2 separate regions of the Homo sapiens genome follow, and region 2 is linked to region 1. A link is a loop called in an ENCODE intact Hi-C map of the cell type or tissue named here. Cell type or tissue: right lobe of liver. All regions are shown on one strand. Links, peaks and the distances in the headings refer to the core of each region. The heading gives the core; the rest is flanking DNA. Region 1 overlaps SMOC1 (SPARC related modular calcium binding 1). Region 2 overlaps SMOC1 (SPARC related modular calcium binding 1).

Evidence for each region. Hi-C counts contacts between places; a loop is a spot of excess contacts. Peaks named below come from ENCODE experiments on the same cell type or tissue, not always from the same donor. Only the 100,000 strongest peaks of a DNase experiment are listed, where the experiment ranks them.
Region 2: a loop joins it to region 1, with 2.4 times the contacts of the local background. A loop is called at or near these places in 5 of 110 quality-filtered maps.

What each region holds. Positions count from the first base shown.
Region 1 is chr14:69,885,027-69,894,324 of GRCh38, forward strand. All of the region lies in intron 1 of SMOC1 (SPARC related modular calcium binding 1), which reads left to right. It also overlaps the pseudogene RPL7AP6. Among named protein-coding and RNA genes, the nearest start is that of SMOC1, 10 kb to the left of the region's middle. In right lobe of liver, for the core only: a CTCF peak has its summit at 3,490 (motif pointing right); DNase peaks (open chromatin) are centred at 2,825 and 3,115; H3K4me3 peaks cover 404 bases; H3K27ac peaks cover 3,556 bases.
Region 2 is chr14:69,929,414-69,938,949 of GRCh38, forward strand. The region is part of intron 1 of SMOC1 (SPARC related modular calcium binding 1); the gene reads left to right. Among named protein-coding and RNA genes, the nearest start is that of SNORD169, 44 kb to the right of the region's middle. In right lobe of liver, for the core only: no CTCF peak of the experiment used is centred there; DNase peaks (open chromatin) are centred at 4,368 and 8,192; H3K27ac peaks cover 2,949 bases.

The DNA.
Region 1 (9,298 bases), core at 1-8,000:
AGACATTTTCACAACATTTGCTCTTCCAATTCATGAACGTGACATCTCTTTCCATTCATTTGTGTATTCTTCAACCTGAAACTTATTTCTTAAATGTTTTAGATATTTGTTATTTCTTCTCTCACCTCTTGATCACTTGATTCATCCTTCAAAACCCAGTTCCAACATTACTCTCTAGGAACTTTTCTACAGAGCATTCTTTTTGCTTAGGAACGATTACTCTCTCCTTCGAACAACTTCTTTTTTTTTTTTTTTAAGGAAAATTTGTATTATTTTAATTATTTTTATGTACAGAAAACTCAACAGTGTACATTTAACCCAGTTTAGTGGCAAGTTCTTTAGCCTTTGCCTTTTTGCGCTTGGCGATACGAGCCACAGACTTAGGACCCAGGACATTGCCACCCCAGTGACGGCGGATCTCATCGTATCTGTCATTGTAATTGGTCCTGATAGCTTCCACCAGCTTAGCCAAAGCGCCTTTGTCTTCTGAGTTCACCTGTGTGAAGGCGACAGTGGTGCAGGTCTTCCTGTGGACTAGACGTCCCAGTCTTGCCTTCCCCTTGATAATGCAGTAAGGGACCCCCATTTTACGACATAGGGCAGGCAAGAAGACAACCAGCTCGATGGGATCCATGTCGTGTGAAATCACCACCAGCTGAGCTTTCTTGTTCTCCACCAAGGTGGTGACAGTGTTAACTCCTGCTCGAAGGACAGGTGGTCTCTTCTTCGGGACGTCCCCTTTGCCAGCAGCTTTCTTCTCGGCCCGGGCCAACAGTCTCTGCTTCTTCTCTTGCTTTGTCTCTGGCCTGTACTTGTGGGCCAGCTTAAGCAGCTGAGTAGCTGTTTGGCGGTCCAGGGCCTGGGTGAACTGGTTAATCGCAGGAGGCACTTTCAGCCGCTTATAGAGGATGGCTCTCTGCCGCTGCAACCTGATATAGCGGGGCCATTTCACAAAGCGGGTGAGGTCTCTTTTGGGCTGGATGTCCTGTCCAATGCCAAAATTCTTAGGCCTTTTCTCAAACAGGGGATTCACCACTTTCTTAGCCTCCTGCTTCTTCACGACAGCTGGGGCCGGAGCCACCTTCTTTCCCTTGGCCTTCTTTCCTTTCGGCATCTTGGGCAGCGGGAGGAGAGAGCTCCTTTGAACAACTTCTATATCTGGTCCACTTGTATTCTAACTTGTATTAATCCTCCTGCAGTGAGCATCTTAATATCAGGCCAGCATCTTCCTCTTCTTTGCACCAAGTTGGCCCTTTAGCATTTCATGCATGATCTGTTTTGTTAAATGAACAAATCTGCAAGCCCCTTGAGGACAGAATAGAGACCTCATTCATCAGGGTGCTTGTCACATTGTAAAGCATTCTGTAAATATATATTGAAATGAAGTGGACTGCATAATGATGTCCAACCTGAACCCCTGCTGTTGTTTAAATCTGAAATTGGTTACTTACAAACTGGCTTTTCCATTTTTGAGTTTTTGTTCTTTGTTTAAAAATAAGTGTGTTTGGTAGTTACAGGAAGGCTGGGGGAAGAGAGACTCAACATGCGAATTTGAATAGGGAAACTGGCTTTATAGCTCCTCCCCAGTCCTTTTTTGTATCTTGCATTTGCCAAGAGTGAAACAGCTTCTAAACTGTTTCCTTCCATTTGACTAGCCCATCCCAGCATCTGGTCCAGGGTGGGTCCTTGTGTCTGCTTAGATGCTTTTCCTATTATCTGTGCCCCTGACAAGAATCCTTCTTTTCCATATGGGGGGATTTAGCTGAAGTGCTACTGAAGTGTTAGGCCAAGGACCAGATTTAAACATTTTGGTAGAGCTGACATGTGAAATTTATAGAAACAAAAGGACAGGAAGAGGAAACAATCATCTTAGAATCTCTAGGAAATGCAATCAAAATAGAAAAGAATTGATATGATCTAATTATCTTCTGAAGTTGAGTATTCACATTTCTTATGGCCCAGCAATTCCACTCCGGCTCTATGTGCCCAGGAGAAACTCATGTCCTGTGCAACTATGTTTATAATATCACATGCCTGGAAAGAGCCCAGATGCTCATCAGTGGGAGGGCAGATGAGTAAACTGTGATGAATTCACAGTGTAAAATTATACTCAGCCAAAACAAGTGAACAACAGTGACATGCAAAAATATGGATAAATCTTGGCAATATGATATTAAGTGAAAGAAAATTACCAAAAGATACAGTAACTTATAAATAACTAAAATTAAAAAAAAGTTTTTAGGACTACATACAGCTACAACAAAATGCTATGAAAAGCATAGTAAAGTAATGATGGATACAGATTCAGGGTGAAGTTAGGGTGAGGCAGGGGGATAGGATGGGTAAAACCATATGGTTGGTGTGGGTTGGTGTTGATACTCTACCTTTTTGGGGGAGAGGGAGGATGGGCTAAAGGCATTTGTCCATTATTCAAGATCTAATAGCTGATAAAAAAGTGAGCCCTGCATAAACCAATGCTGAGTGTATCATGAGCCAAAGATTAAAATTAATTCAATTCTTTGCATGTGAGGTCAAACAAAAAGTCCCAGAGTAAGGGACTCCTTTCTTGCCACCTTCTGCTTCCTCCCCACCTTTCAAGATGTGCATGTGGCTCTATCTAAAATAACCCCACTGGGGAGTGATTTTGGCTTCTAGACCCAGAGCAGACCCAGGCCCTGGCATAAACGTCTGCATCAGGTGGCCTAAGGGCTCATTTGTAAAGCTAAGCTGGCAGTGGGCAGTCTTCCCTTTTCCTTGCTCAGGGTGATTCACCCTGCAGAGTGGAAGTGTTCATGAGCTGATGCATGGGTCAGAAACTTTATTTGCCAGTGGGGCCTGTGGGTGGAGGTAGTGTCTGGACTAGGGGAAGGCCTGTTTCTAGTTTGATGCCTGTCTTTATTCCAACCTCCCCTCACCGCCTTTTGCAGGAGCTGGGGGTGGGATGCATGGTCCTGCTTAGCAGGTACAGGGCACCCTTTCTCTCTGGGCCACATAGAGATTTATTGTTTAGGCAGCCAAGTCCTGGTATTGCTGCTAGTGGTAGAGGATGTCAGTGTGGAGGGCCCCCTCCTTCCATGTTTGGGGAGGACAAAGGTTGAGTTGCGGATGAGAAATAAATCGGAGCTGCTTGTGAGGCCGCCAAACAGGGTTAGATTTGTACAGTATGTGCTCTGCATGGGTCATGAGTCACTGAGAGGTTCAGAGATTGGATTGCCATGAATCACTTCCAACTGTCCCCATGAAGACCCCAAAGCAACATAGGTGACTATAGGGTTTTCTTTTGCATCCAACATCATTCGGAATTCAGTTGCTAGATCACAAAATAATCTTACCTTTGGCCACATCTAAGCTTGTTAGGTATGGAGCTCTGCATACTTCCTGGACGTCACCTTGGTTGATTTCAGCATCCTTTTTTTGAGTCAGAATGGGGCAGCCTCTCTAAGACAGGAAAGGTAGCTCTCATCTCAGTAGAGCCTTTCCCACCACCAGGGAGCACTGGGACTGAGCAAAGTTCCATGAGGTCAGGCATAATGTGTTTTGAAACCTGACAAATTATCTAGAGGTTTGAACAACTACGCCTCGCCTCCTTAAAATCTATTTTACACTACGGTGTTGATTGGATTCTATAAGATAAGGGCTGAAAGCCTTTTTTTTTTCTTTTAAAGTATTGACAGTGGAGAAAAATTGGACCTGCTTCCCAGAGTGGTTTATTTTTAGAACTAGATATGCATTCTAAGGCAGTGCTGGGAGTTTTAAATAATTTTTATGGATGTTCATTATGCATTTATTCTTGAAACTTCTGCCAAACCCCTGGGGAGAGGACACATTGTAGATAACAAATAAAAGAGTGAGATAGGGAGTGTTATAAAAGGACGTGTATTACTCCTTCACTTCCTCCTTCCAAAGTGCCAGTGACCTGCTTAAAAACGATGATGCCAGTGACTTCTCTTCATCCACAGAACTTTCCACAAGGATGGACATGTTTTATAACTGCACTGTCCAATATTAGCCACATGTGGCTATTGAATATTTGAAATGTGGTTAGTACACTGAGGACCTGAATTTTAAATTAAATTAAATTAATGTAAATATGAATGTTAATAGCCACATGTGGTTGGTGGCTATCATATTGGACAGTGCTGGACTCTGACCAGTGTGTCCAACCTTACCTTCTGCTGGATACCCCCATGTGCCCTAGACCTCAGCAGGGCTGAACCACTGTACTTCCTGATCTCTCCTTCCTTCCCCATTTCTGTCTGTCAGAATCCTGCCCATCATTCAAAAGGTTCAGATGTTACCTCCACGCAGTCCTTCTAGATTGGTCCCAGGAAGAATTCTCTCAGCTTCCTTTAAGCAAAGAATCATTTGCTTACCCCTATGATGGCATGTGTCACCATCTTCCCTGTATCCCAGCCAACCAGGAGCAGCCTCAGCATAGGCTCAGAGGCAGACAGACTTAAGTGTGAGTCTGGCTCTGCTGTTGGGCACCCGGGCTAGTAATCTGGCCTCTTAGGTCCTCTGTTCCCTGATTTGTCCAATGGAGGTCACAGCACCTCTTTTCCAGGGTGGTGGGGAAAATGGATGATGTGCCTTGTATTAGCTTTCTATTGCTGCCATGACAAATGAACACAAACTTAGTGACTTAAACAACACAAATTTCTACAGATCAGAAGTCTGACATGGCTCTTAATGGGCTAAAAAAATCAGCAGGACTGAGTTCCTTTCTGGAGCTCTAGGAGAGAATCTATTTTCTTGCCTTTTCCAGCCTCTAGAATCTGCCTGCATTCCTCGGCTTGTGGCCCCTTCCACCTTTAAAGCTAGCAATCATTGGCCAAATCTTTCCTCATGCTGCCAGGGTCTCTCTGGTTCTGAATTTTCTGTGTCCCTCTTTGCAGTTTAAGGACTCTTGTGATTACACTGGGCCCACCCAGATAATTCAAACTAATCTCCTTATTTTAAGTTTAGCTGATTAGAACAAACCTCCTTGCCCTGTAACATAGCATTATTAGGATTAGCACATGGACATCTTTGTGGGGAGCGTGATTCTGCCTACCACATTCATTAAGGGCCTGGTACAGTGCCTGGCTCATAGAAAGTGCTTTACAATTGAAGCCATCATTATGACCAGCATCTGTTAGTTTCTTTCCTTTAGGGTAGGAGCCTCTTAATGATGAAGTCGCTTAATTTTCTTTATAGACTCCATCCTGCCCGAAAGCAGGTGCTTAATAAATGTTTATTGAATAATAGAATTTTCAATAAAGGTAGATATGTCTTTCCTTATAAAGATATATTGGATAGTAAAAAGTAATATGCAAAAAAGGGAATAGATGATCCCATTTAGGCAAAAAAGAAAGATGGTTTATGTGTTAAAAAATTAGGTAGATTGTATGTCATGCTGTTGGTGGTGGTGATCATGGGGATGTTCAATTTCCAAGAGATGCATTTTGGTAACTATTAACACAATTTCGTTTACAATGAGCATCTTTTAATCTTAGAGCAAAATAATAAAGATTAAAACATGCATGATTGAAAAATGCCCCCTAAACCTGCCTCAGCCCATCCTGATTCCTGAGTCACCCTGGCATTCAGTCTACATCTGACACAATTGGCCTGTATTCACGTTGGGCTAACTTTTAGGGCTAGTAACTATTAGTGCCAGGACTGCTCATTTTCAGCATACTTTGAGCTCAGACTGCTTTAAAGGAGAGTTTTCAATTAACCTCAGCAGGACATAACTGTAAAAAATATATTTATTGCTGCTGGTGGGAATATAAATTAGTATAACTTTGTACAATTACAGTTGAAGTTGTACACACTCTTTGACCTTGTAATTCTGCTCTGGTACATACCCTGGAGAAATTCTAATGTATATGGAGAGATAAGTTCGAGACTGTTCATAGCAGCATTTTCTGGTGGTGGTAAAACATGGGAAATTAGCCAAATGACCACCAACAGAAGAATAGAAAAATAAATTAAAGTATATACAAATAATGAACTATTACACAGTACTGAAAATGACTAATCTAAAGCTGTACTCATTATTGCAGATGAATTTCACCAATGTTGCATGAAAAAGGCAAATTGCAGAATAATACATAATGCTATTTTTTACATAAAGGTTGAAAGCATGCAAAAGCTATATTGTTTAGATGTAAAAAATGTAAAATAAAATTAAGAGCAGTGATGAATGCTGTGTGGAGCTCAGGTTAATTGTTAAGTAGGGCAAACTGGAATATGTCAGGGGACACATAGAAGGCTTGGATTGAATGGTAATATTGTTTGTCTTTAAATTGGGTGGTGAATACATATATTCTTAAATTCCTTTTTGTATATATTAAGGAATACATTATACATTTTTCATAAGATATTAAAATACATTTACATAGAGCACAAACAGGGTTTAAGAACAAATATTAAAAGTGATGCTTCTGGAAGGGGTTCTCAGCTGCATGAAGCTGAGCATGACTTTCCTTTCATCTGAAGGACAGGCTCAGGGGTGTTTAACCGAAGTTGCAATCCCTCTTCCCTCCCTACCCCCTGAACTGCATCTGCTGGCGTCTCCCTCCTACCCTCCTCAGGGCCAGGAGGGGCTGCTGCTGCCTTCTCCCGGCCTGTGCCTGCCAGCGTTAGTGCTCGTCTCTGCCCTCCCCAGGCCTCTGCTTGCCTGTCATCCTTGCCCTCCCTGGATGATCATGAATGAGGTTCTTCTTCATCTTCTCCAAGTTATTCACCGTCGGTTTAAGATTTCCAAAGTCGGAAAATAAAAATACAGAATGCCCAGGTAAATTGGAATTTCAGATAAACGACAAATTATGTTTTAGCATAAGTATGACCCGCATAAAAATTATTCATTGTTTATCTGAAATTGAAATTGAACTGAGTATCTTTTATTGTATCTGCCAATCCTAAATTAGTTCCTTTCTTTTGTAAATTACCTGCCCAGGGTTTTGGCTAATTTAAAAAATAGGGATGGTAAGTTTTTAAAAAAAATACTGAAGATATTAATCTGTTTTTCTGTCAAGTCTGGCAAATGCCTGTCTCAGTATGTTATATGAAAGGACGAGGGTTTCAATCCACTGAACTTTTACATGTTTATGTGGCTAATCTATTGTTATGGTTTCTGTCTTTGGTGTCAGGCTGAGAAAGGCCTTCTACTAAGATTATAGAAATTAGGGTGAATAAATTTCTAGAGACTTGGGTTGCACAAGCAGCAACAAATGCATGACACACTGGTCACCGATTAATGTTTGCTGTAAGTTTCTCTAGTATGTTCTGAATGGAACTTCTAAATGTAATCCTTTGGAGAGCATACTTGTTCCATGCTTCAGAAATTCCAGTAACATTTGGAAAGAAGATATGCCAACTGGAAGATTCTGTGAAGGTAATTGGGGAAATTTATTTAAAACGTGTTGGTAAGCAAGCTGTATCGGAAATGACACTAGAACTTGGCAAAGGACTTAGACTGTCCATCTTTGGGTCCTATCTAGTCATTAAATTTTTTTTTGTTGTTATGAAAACTTCCAAATATACACAAAAGGAGAGACTAGTACAATGGATTGCCATGGACCCCTTACCCACATTCGACCATGAACCACTCATGGCCAATCTTGTTTCTTCTACCAGTCTCCCTATTCCCTTGCTCAGATTATTTTGAAGCAAACATCTCCCTATTCCCCTGCTCAGATTATTCTGAAGCAAATCTGATATTGTGTCTTATCATCTGTACATTTTCATATATATCTGTAAAAGTTTAGGATTCATTAAAAATCCTAACCATGATACCATACCACAACCAAAAAATATTAGCAATAATTCTGTAATATAATACAATCAAATAATCAACATTCAAATTTCCTTGATGATCCCTTAAATATGCTATTCTGTTTCTTCGAATCAAGGTCCAAATAAGGTCCACATATTGCAATTGGTTGATTTGTCTCCTAAGTCTCTTTTAATCTATGAGTTTCTCCTCTACCTCTTTTTCACTTTGTAATTTATTTGTTGAGTAAACAGGTCTTCTGGAGTTTCCGCACTAGATTTTGCTGCCTGCATTTCTTTTGCATTTTGTAACATGTTTCTCTATCCTTTATATTTCTCGTAAAATGATAGTTAAATCAATAGGTTTGATCAGGTGTAGGTTTGATATATATATTTTTAAGTATATTTCATGGGAGTTGGTGTGTGCTTCTTTCAGGAGACATACAACATCTGTGATGTTAGCACCCATTGATGATCATTGCTAGACCTGTTAATTCACTGATTTTTAAACAAGTAACAGGCTCTACTGAAAAGAGATTCTAACTTTCGGGAGGCATTGCCATTATTTTCCTTGTCTCTGGTGTTGCCATGGAGGGATAGAGAAGGGGGTTTAGTGCTAAAGTTCCCTTCTCAAGGCTCTGTCAGTGGGGAGGCTGCATGCGATTGCAAAGCTCTGAGGGGGAAACTATGCCCTGAGTTCTTGGTTGGTGGCCTTGGGAGGGGAACCACCTTGGTTTCTGGTTGAAGTGGTAAGAGCATAAAGGAGCTGGTTTTACTTTTTACTGCTAATTGGGAGGTTTTTTGGATGTAACTATAGATTTGCTTTTTGTGTGATCTTTGGTATATTTATATCAGTTGGATATTTATGTTACAAGAAACAGATAATGCATTTTGAACTGGCTTATACAGTGAAGGAGATTCATTGGCTCAAGTAGCAGAAAGTACAGAGGTAAGACAGGTGCCATGGGCTGAATTCTATCTCCTTCAAATTCATGTGAAGTCTCAACCCCTAGGACCCAGAATGTGATTGTATTTGGAGATAGGGCCTTGATGAAACAATTAAGTTAAAATGAGTCTGTTACGGTGGGCCCTTAATCCAGTCTGACTGGTGCCCGAATAAGAAGAAGAGATTAGAACACAGAGAAAAACTAGGGACATGATTGCCATGTGATAAGGCAGCAAGAGGGTAGCCATCTTCAAGCTAAGGAGAGAAGCCAGAGAGGAGACCAACCCTGCCAGCATCTTGATCTTGAACTTCCAGCTTCAGAATTGTGAGAAAATAAATTTCTGTGATTTAAGCTACTCAGTCTGTGGTATTTTGTTATGGCAGCCCTAGCAAACTAATACAGTGACTTTTAGAGGTGGTTTGATTCAGTGGCTCAGTAGCATCATCAAATATACAGTGTCTTTATGTAGCTTCCCTCTGCCTTGTGTGGTGCATGTTTTATCCCAAGTCCAGCTTTTGTCATGGGGGCAAATGGCTGTAATGGTTCCATCCTTCCTATCTAAACATCATCCTTTCTAGAAGAGGGAAAAGAGA
Region 2 (9,536 bases), core at 519-8,518, 45 kb after region 1:
GCTGAGGCTCAGAGAGGTTAAGTGACTTGCCTAAGGTCATGCGGCAAGTAAGTCATAGAGCTGGGATTTGAAATCCTGGTCTGTCTGATTCTAAACGCCATACTCTTAACTACTGTGCTACGTTGGCCACAGAGATGCCTGAGAAACCGAGTGCTTTCTAAGACATTGGGGTGTTTTAGAGACATGTCCTGGAAGCTGTGTGAGAGGGAAGCCTGGGGCTCAGGGAAGCCAGAGTATTGAATCTTGGAGGCTTCTTTGGGAATCCAAGCCCCTGGAGAAGAAGGGAGGGATATGATCTCCCGGGGGAAAAGTACAACTCAATAAAGAGCTTCTTGGTTCTGGATTAAACACAGGTGGAACTGCTTCTTACTGGTAATTGGGAGTTTGGCCAGATTGTGGGGCTTGTTTCTTGGTCGGACAGGGAAGGAGGCAGCCCCAGAGGCGTTAGGCTGACGAAGGAAAAGAGAGGCCTTCTTACTCAGAAACCTCTTCCTGGTGTCTGGGCCAAGCTAGGATCAGTCTCTTTTCTGGAGATGCAAGTAGGGTCTGGTACAGGACTTGAGAGTTCGGCCCCACATCTGTGGTGACCCTCCCCTAGGGAGGCAGAGACGTGGCTGGGGGAGCAGCCCCAACCCCTGTATCCACTTCAGAGATGGGCTGTGGAATCCACATGTGCTTCTGCTGCTTGGCTTCTGGATCATTCCTGATTCTGTTCCCACCTCTGCCCTCACCCCTTTCATCCCCAGTGACTGTACCCCTGACAGCACCCTTCCCACTCCCCTGACAGCACCCTTCTCACCCCCCTGACAGCACCCTTCCCACCTCTGCACCTCTCCAGCCAGTTACCGAGGGACCTCACTGCCCATCCCACCACACTGCCCGTCCCAGAAGGCCGTCAGCTGCCGGATCACCTCACTTGAGAGGTCTGTAGGGGCACTTGCGATGTGCCAAAAACATTGCTCAGGTTGGATGGATGTGCTCTTGGCATGAGGGTGAGCAGAAACCGAGTCCTCTTTTGTGCAACATTATGTTTAAATTGCTTGAACCAAACTGTGGCTTTGGGGCAGGGCTGTTTTTCCCCTTAGCAGCTGACTGGGTGCAGAGGAACAACACCGAGTCAGTTCCAGCCACTTTTTCTGGGTAAGTGATGGCAGCCAGGTCACTGGGCTGGGGTTTTAGGAGTAGGAGGTCTGAGGAAGGGCCCCTGGGTATGCAAGAGAAAGGGTCAGGAAATGGGAGTTCCTGGGCCTCAGGGCTTAGGCCTCAGAAAAGCTCTGTCAAGGGAGGACCTTGAGAGCCTGGCCAGCTAGTGGCTTCTGAAGCCGGCTTCCCAGGCAAGGACACTCGCACCCCAGTGCCTGATGCAGCTCTTGGCCTGGAGCTGGGAATGCAGGGGGTGACCTGATTCCATTGCATTTGCTGAAGTAGGCTGGAACCAGAGATGGCGACAGCTGCTTCCAGAATCTTCCTCTAAACCATCTCCTGTGTTGATTCTTCTTTTCCATCTCCACTGCCACAGTGTAGCCCGGGCTGCTGTCAACACCTCATGCTTGCATTTGTGCCAGTGCCTCTTAACTGTCCATTTTGCATTTATTCTCTTTCCCCTTCACTCTGTTCTGCCCTCTGTGGCCAGAACAAGCAGCTGAAAACATCAGTTTTATGGAGTGACTTTCCTACCCAAGCTTCCACGGGTTCTTTCTGGGCCACAGAACTGAGGCTCGGCTGTCTTGAGGGAGCCATCCCACCTTCACACAGACATCTGGCAGCAGCCACATGGGCGTCTCCTCTGTCTCCTGCGCACGCATGGCCGTTTTATTCAGGGTGCTCTCCTCTGCCTGACATGCCTTTCCTCGTCTCAGCCATGAGGCCAAATGTTATTTATCCTTCAAGGGGCAGCCTGAGTCCCGCTCCCTCCGGGCAGTCTTCCCAGCTGCCCCAACTCCTCCTTCTCCAAGACCTTCAGCTCCACTCGCTGTCGTCCTCTGGACAATTCCATGACAGGCGGGCAGTGTATAGCTCTTCCTTGTTTGTTGGTCTTTTCTCTTGACCCAGAGCATTGGCTTTTGGAGGAAGGAGCCAGATCATGTTCTTTGGGAGCTGACAGCAGGCGCTGGGTCAAGCCTCTAATGAGCACTTAAGAAATAATTGTTGAATTGATCAACAGGAAATAAGCTTAGATTGCAGCACAAGGGATTTAGGTTGGATTTAAGGAAGGATTTCTAGAGAGCCATTAGATGTTTAGAAAGGATGGCTGAGGGAGACTATGGCAGTACCAGGTCTTACCACAATTATGAAAAATAAGAGAAGATTCTCCTGAAAATCAGGGGATGTGGCGGTGGCAGCTGTCAAGGTTTACATGGAGAAAGGTGGGGAAGGAGAGAAAGAAATGGCCACGCTTTAGTGTCCAGTTAAAGGACTACAGACTTTTGGCTGGAATCTGCCTTTCTACTTCTGATTCTTGTCATTAGCTGAGGGCTTTCTTCACTTTTCCCTCCTGTGACGCAGCTTGAGTCAAGCTATACCTCAAGGCGTGGGATGAGAAGTGGAGCAGGTGTCGCGCAGGGAGCGGGGCACTGACCTCACCAGGGCCAAAGCCATGGAGCATCCGCCTGTTCTGGCAGTCCAAAGAGTGGCTTTGCCATCCCGTTCCTCAGAACCCGAGCTGTTCCTCAACCCTCCAACAGGTGCGTGGTGGGTTGTATGGTGAAGGCATGCTCAAGGGAACGGGAACACCCTTCTTCACCACTACCCTCTGTGTTTCGCAAAACACGAGTCCACCAGCGGGGTGCTTTGTTTTGCCTGCAGATGTGTGAAGCCACAGGCACAGCCCCTGAACAGGAACAGCTTCCTGAAGGGCTCAGGAGGGGGTCAGTGGCTTTATAGTAAACTTGCTGTTTTGCTGTAGAATGCACGACTATGTTACAGGTGATGAGCTTCCTCTGCTGCGCTGGGGCCTTCCGGGACTTTACTACCACGCCACCCTCAGCCCCACATGCCTCCTCCTGTCCCTGGGGCTGGGGGTGTGCTGAGTGAAAGGAGTGGTAGAAGTGAGGAACAAAGCCGCCACAAAGGCATCAGGAGGAATGGGGGCAGTGGGAGCTGGAGGAACCTTTCGGTGCCATTTGGGCTTCAGATGCAGCATTGTTCATACAGGTGCAGCCCTCTCCTCCGGCTCTCAAAGGCCGGATTAGGCACATTCAGTCTTTGTTCTGATATCACAGCCGGCCTCTGCTCTATTCATTCAAAGGCGGCTTTGTGGTCCTGGGGACCGACCCCTGTGCTTTGGGAGCCCCTGTGCCGGAAGATGGAGAGACACTGGCAGGGCAGTGCGGCTTTTTCCTGGTGACCACTTACAGGAGCTGTGATGGAGTGGGCGGGGGGTGCAGAGCAAAGGCAGCTCTGGCAGGGCTGGAAGTATTTTGGGGACGCTGGCAGCAGTTCTTCTGTCACCTTCTGTAAGCCGATGAGACATTCTGAGCAATTCTGACGGAAGCTGTGCAAGACTACACCAACCTAGGGCAGTAGTTTTAAAATTTCTTGAAGACATGGAACTCTTCTTACACCAAATCAGACTGCATCCTCAGAGGCCAGACCACTGAGAGAGTTTTAATGATGAGTATACTTAGGGTGACATACATTATGGGGTGCAGAGCAAAAGTTTAAACGGATCGATTCTCTGATCCGTTTCACCCATAGCAAGCGCAGGTGAAAAAGGGTAAAGTTTTCTTACAAAATACATCTTTACGATATAGTTTTTATCTTACTCTTTTACTTCAACCCAGTGGCCCTTCTGGGAAAGGTCTAAACAAAAAGTAGATGTTTAGTGTACTAGTATTTTATTTATTTTCAGAAACAGGATGGCAGTTGTAGGCTTGTAATAACATCGTTCTCCCATTTAAAATGTTCATTATTTTTAAAAATTCATTATGGCTGTTTCTGAAAAATGAAAGACTTTTTTTTTCACTACGGTTAGTTAACACATGTACTGTTTCTGAATTTAAAACTCGAAATATCTTCCACCTCTTTTTGTCATGGTTCTTTATACAGCTGTGTGTTAAAAATCACTGTAATACAAAATTAGAAAGAAATGAGCTCACACAAATGTAAAAGACATTTTTTTGTTTTTGTTTTTTTTAGACAGATTCCTTCTCTGTTGCCCAGGCTGGGGTACAATGGTGTGATCTCGGCTCACTGCAACCTGCGCCTCCTGGGTTCAAGCGATTCTCATGTCTCAGCTGGGACTACAGGTGCACACCACCACGCCTGGCTTATTTTTGTATTTTTAGTAGAGACAGGGTGTCCCCATGTTGGCCAGGTTGGTCTTGAACTCCTGACCTCAAGTGATCTGCCTGTCTCAGCCTCCCATAGTGCTGGAATTACAGGCATGAGCCATCGCGCCTGGCCAGAAAATTGGCTATTTCACAAAATATACGAACTTTGACTTTGTTTGCAAACCAATATCTAGAATCCTTGCTAACTTCAGTGAAAGTATGTTGAAACCATGGGATGCAGTTTAAAAAACTGATTTAGTCAATAATAGAAGTATTAATGTAGTAACATCTAAGATTTTTCAAACAGTTTTTATGTGCCAACCCACTCCTTTATTCTCAGAACATCTTCGATACTGTAACTGCCATATTTCCCTGCCTTAACAGATGAGGAAACTGAGGCTCATAGAGGTATGTATCTTGATCAAGGTCCAAGGACCAAGGACTGGATCCCAGGTGTGTCTCACTGAAAGTCCATGTTTTTACCGCCTGCCTTGCATTTTCTGCCCAGTACAGAGGACCTTCCCAAGCAGCACCCCTTTCTTTGCTGTGTCCCGTTGAAGGCTCACATCTCGTTTCTGTTAGAAGCATCACACCTGATTGACGACTGGGGTATTGTCATTGGCCCAGGGCTTTGACACTGAGTTAGTCTGGCATCCATCTCCATCCACCGAGGCATACATGAGGACAGCCCCTTCCCCCACATCAGAAATAGAATGGCATTGATTCTGAATTTTGTCCCTCATATTTTCGTCCTGCTATGTTAGAGAGCAGCTCCCCAGGAGAGAGACAGAGCAATCTCCAATCTAGCCAGATGGGGCAGGAAGGATGGGGTGGGACTGAACCACAGGGGAGAAGTGTTGGGTCCTAGAAAAATTGCTGCTGAGGTCCAGGTGTTATGGCCTTTGAAGGACTCAGCATCTTTGTTTAGTCCTACTCCTCTCCTTTTTAAGGGAATAGATGGGAGGAGGTAAGAATGTGGTGGTAGGATCTTAGAAACCTACATCTTCTTTACTAAATTATGCAAAAACATCATTTGCTGAGCCTTTACGTAGTCCAAGGCTGGATTGAGGGTTTAGCTCCTTTGGATCTTCACACAGTTCCTTGGTCCTTGTTGGCTGACATATAATGGAGCCATAGGTCTGGGTTTGAATTCTGATTATATGGCCTTGATCAATTGCTCAACTTTTCTGAGTCTCAGTTTTTCCATCTGCAAAGTGGGATGCAGAAGATTACCTCTTGGGTGGTTGTCAGGATCAATTAAAATAATTTATTTAAAATTCTTAGCCCTGCCCCTGGCACATAGAAGGCATACAATAAATGAGAATCCCCTGGAAACTTATTTCTATTCTACTATGACTTCTTCCTCTCTAATTCCCTCTTAGAATGCTGTAAAATTTCAGCAGTGCAATTGGGTGCTTTATAGTCTAGGTTTTAGATAAATGTAGTCTTCTTTCTTGGAACTTCTGTACTAAAATATAATTTTTAAGGCAGTTTTCTGGTGGAGACAGGGACCCCAAATAGATTTAGATCTGGCATGGGGAATCTGTTTAAGGTAAAGCAACCTCTATTTTAAGTGTCTCCTTCAGAGATGCTTTTAAATGCACCAAAAGTTGGGGAGATATACCTTATCGAGGTAAAAAGGAGAAAATTGAAAATTGTCTTTTTCTGCTTTCCCTAGAAGAAATAGTTTCTTATACAAGACCAAACACTCCAGCACAAGTCATCCTTAGCCCTATCTTTTTGGAGGCCGATCAGAAGGCAGTCAGCCCTGTATTTTAACCTAGCCTAAGTACTCTGATTAGCTTGAGCAACTTCAGAAGTTGGCCTGTGGCCTCCCGAGCCCCTCTTCCAGCTAGTTTGCTGGGGTCTCTTTAGAGTTGATGTGTTTTTCTGGATCAGGTCAGGAACGGAATTGCCTTTTAAAGAGACACCTGTGTTGTGACCCAGACCAAGAAGAACCTCCTCCAAGGAGCTTGCTACATGTGGGTGGCAGCACGGGGGTGGTTGTGCTTTGGTGTATCCCCACTCTGAAGTCTGTGCCTGGGACCTGACTCCGCAGCTCAAGGGTACTAAGGCCCTAGAAGGATGTGAAATAGGAACAGTGAGGATTGCGTCCACAGGACCATGAGGGGCAGGAACTATGGCAGTGTGCCCCTCCCTGCAGATCCTGTGCCTAGCACAGTGGCTGACCTTAGAAGGGGGTTAGTAAATTTTATGGAATGAATGAATGTGGCAAGTTGTGGAGCTAGTGTATGAAACTACCTTCAGGTTTTGAATTGTTTTGCAAGGAAACGAATGCCAGGGGAGTTTTGTCCTAAGGGCATCTTTCAGCAATGATGGGAGAGCCAATGTCCCTCCACATCCCTCCCCTACCTGAAGCTAGAGCTGCATGTCTTGCAAGGTCTTATTTTTGGCCCTGTGATTTTCATTTCTCCCCCATTCTCCCAGTTGACGACATATCACCACCGTTTGTCACCTTCTAGTCTAAGGGCCCATACAGGTTACATGTGTGCCCTAGAGAGGCTGCTGAGTGCCGCTGGCAGCCCCTATCACAGCACCACTTTGGCTTGGGACATTAGAGTTCATCCCAACTGGTGAGATTCAGAGCTGCATCATAGGGAAGGCTGAAGACTGCCTGTCTGTGTCATCTGAGCTGAAGAGGGAGACTACGTGGTGAGGATGCAGTTGCCTGGGTAGACGCTGCCCGAGAGGGCATCTGGGCCTGTAATGCTAATGACACTGTTGAGAAAGGACACTGAGTTGTTCTGTGCTGAACTGAGAACCGTAGGTGTGACACAGAGGAACAAGTAACCCCATCCGACTTCCAGAGATCAAGAAGCCGAGAAGGCATCCTTCCTCCTTCCCCTCCCACTGCGAGTCTGGGCAAGCTTCGCTCAGTCCCTGGCCTTGTGTGGGCCATTGCCGGCCAGCGTTGGATGCTTTTGAGGTGACAGCAGAATTTGGTGTAGAACTTTGGGTGCAACTTGGCTAAAGGCAGGTCTGGGTCAATCTGTTTGGATTCTGTGTGTGCCTCACTCTCATCCCTTTAAAACAGGTGTTTTTTAGGAAACTTAGAACTAAAGAAAAGTGCCAAGAAAAAAGCCAAACCCATCTATAACCCATCTGTGTTCCTACCATTCAGAGACAGTCACTATTAACATTTTGGTATATTTCCTATCTTTTGTCTTTCTCTTTTTCTGTCTGGAGTGGGAGGAAGATTACTTACATATATACACACATAAGTATGTATTATATGTATGTATATTTATATACATGTTTGATATTCTGCTTTGGTTTTAGTTAATTTTATATTGTGAGCATTTCCCCGGTCAATAAAAAGTCTTGAGAACTGCATTGAAGGCTGGGTGAAAAGTCTTTAGTACCGAGTCTTTTGGGTGTTATCCTTCGCATCAGAAAAGCCTGTGGAGTTCCCGTTCTTTGAGAGTGTGCAGGCTTTGCTTGGTGTGCCCTGCATTCTCTCTGGGAGTAGATCCACCCACCCCTTGCTATCTTGTTTCTACAGGACTGCTTAACAGATGGGATCTGCTAAGTGCAAAAGCAAGGGTCTCTCAATCAGTTTGCCTAATCCCATGTTTGAGGGAAATCTGACCTTAAGGGTTATAAATGTCTGGACTAATAGAAAAAGATCCTCGTAGTCAAATACAGGTTTTTATCCTTAAAAGAAAGATCTTTGCTCTGCCCTGGAACTGAAAGGGTTAGTACATGGAAGAACCATTCTTTCTCTCCCTCAGGAGTGGGTTTGCTTTGGTTTTCCACTGATCTCCCGTTCCTGCCTGTAGAATTTGACATGGTTTTATTTACTTTTCCTTGGCCCAGTTTGGGTCAACAGGATTTCTCTCCTGCTCAGAACAGCCTCACAGTTGTGCGAAGTCAGACGTGAGCCTGGGGCCTGGGCAGCGGTCATCAATCCTTGTCTGAGCGACGCAGTGGGGATTTTCAGCTTGAGATGGTCTGACAGCACCAGCGCCACCGCCAGTCCCACACGGGCCAAGCTATTTCTTCTCCCCTTTTGCCTGTGACTTCGAAAGCATTTTGTGTGTGTGTTTGAGGGTATGCACACATGCATGCTCACATGTGTGCATGTATGTGCTTTTGTGTTTGGTGATCTGAAGCCAGGCATCAATCAGTACAGCAGGATCTCAAATGACAGTGGAAATAGCAATGAAAGGAAGCACACGAGTTAAACACACACAGCCCCAACAGAATTCGATGATATAGCAAGACTGGGATTTCCTCTTCTGTTTGTTTTAGCCTGCACTTGCTCAGCTTCATTCCCAGGGCTTAGTGCTGTAAGGGAGTGGATTTCCTCAAGTGCTGTGGATAAAGCATTTCTTCCTCTGTTATCTCCCTTGTCAGTGTAAATCTCTCCACTGTGTAAGTGGAAATGAAGATGAGCCTGTGTGTATGCCATAGGATTTCACCCAAATTAAACAGGCACTTAAATGACATTTTCCTTCATGATAATCCTATGACACTGAAATATACCAGTTCTCCATTTTGTTATTACAGAGCCATGACATACTCTCCAGGGGCTGGGAGAGTATAGTACTCTGCCTCTTCTTCCTGCTATGTTTAGAATTTGTGTGGCAGTCTTTTATCGTGGGTGGGCTATGTTGAGGCTGTTTTGGGCCCTTTTGTATTGATAAGGGGAACAGTCGGTGGTAAAAGCACAATATGCGAGTGGATAAATATTTTCTAAGGTTAGAAAACGAATAGCAGCAACACCAAGAATCCCGTGTAGTGGCGTCGTGAGGGCTAACGGCAGCTCTGCAGCAGGATGAGAAAGGAGACCCAGCAAGAGGAGAGTCTGTCTTGCAGGTTCAGTGGCTCAGGCCTGGAGAGTGGCTTTTGGGCTTCTTACCCCTTAAGATGTTGTTGGGCTGCTGCTGTATTGGGGATGGAGCAGGAAGCACACTGGGTGGGGCTCACCTGGCCCATTTGGCTCATTGAAGGAGGGACAAGCAGTGTCCATGACTTCTGTCGGTGGCGTGAGGGTCTCTTATAGGACACTGATAAGGTCTCCATTCACCTCCTTTGGGGAACATACTGTGATATCGGAGGTCTTATGTCTGGTGATGCAGAGCAGATCCAGAGGGGAGGAAAACAAAGACTTCCAGTGCTATTGTTTTTGCAAGTAACTTAGCTGGCAGCTTTCTTCTTCCACATTCTTGGTCCTAGACTCTTGAACAAGAGCCAGTGATTGTGCCCTCCAAACGATGACTTCCTAAGGGCTCTTCTCAGTGT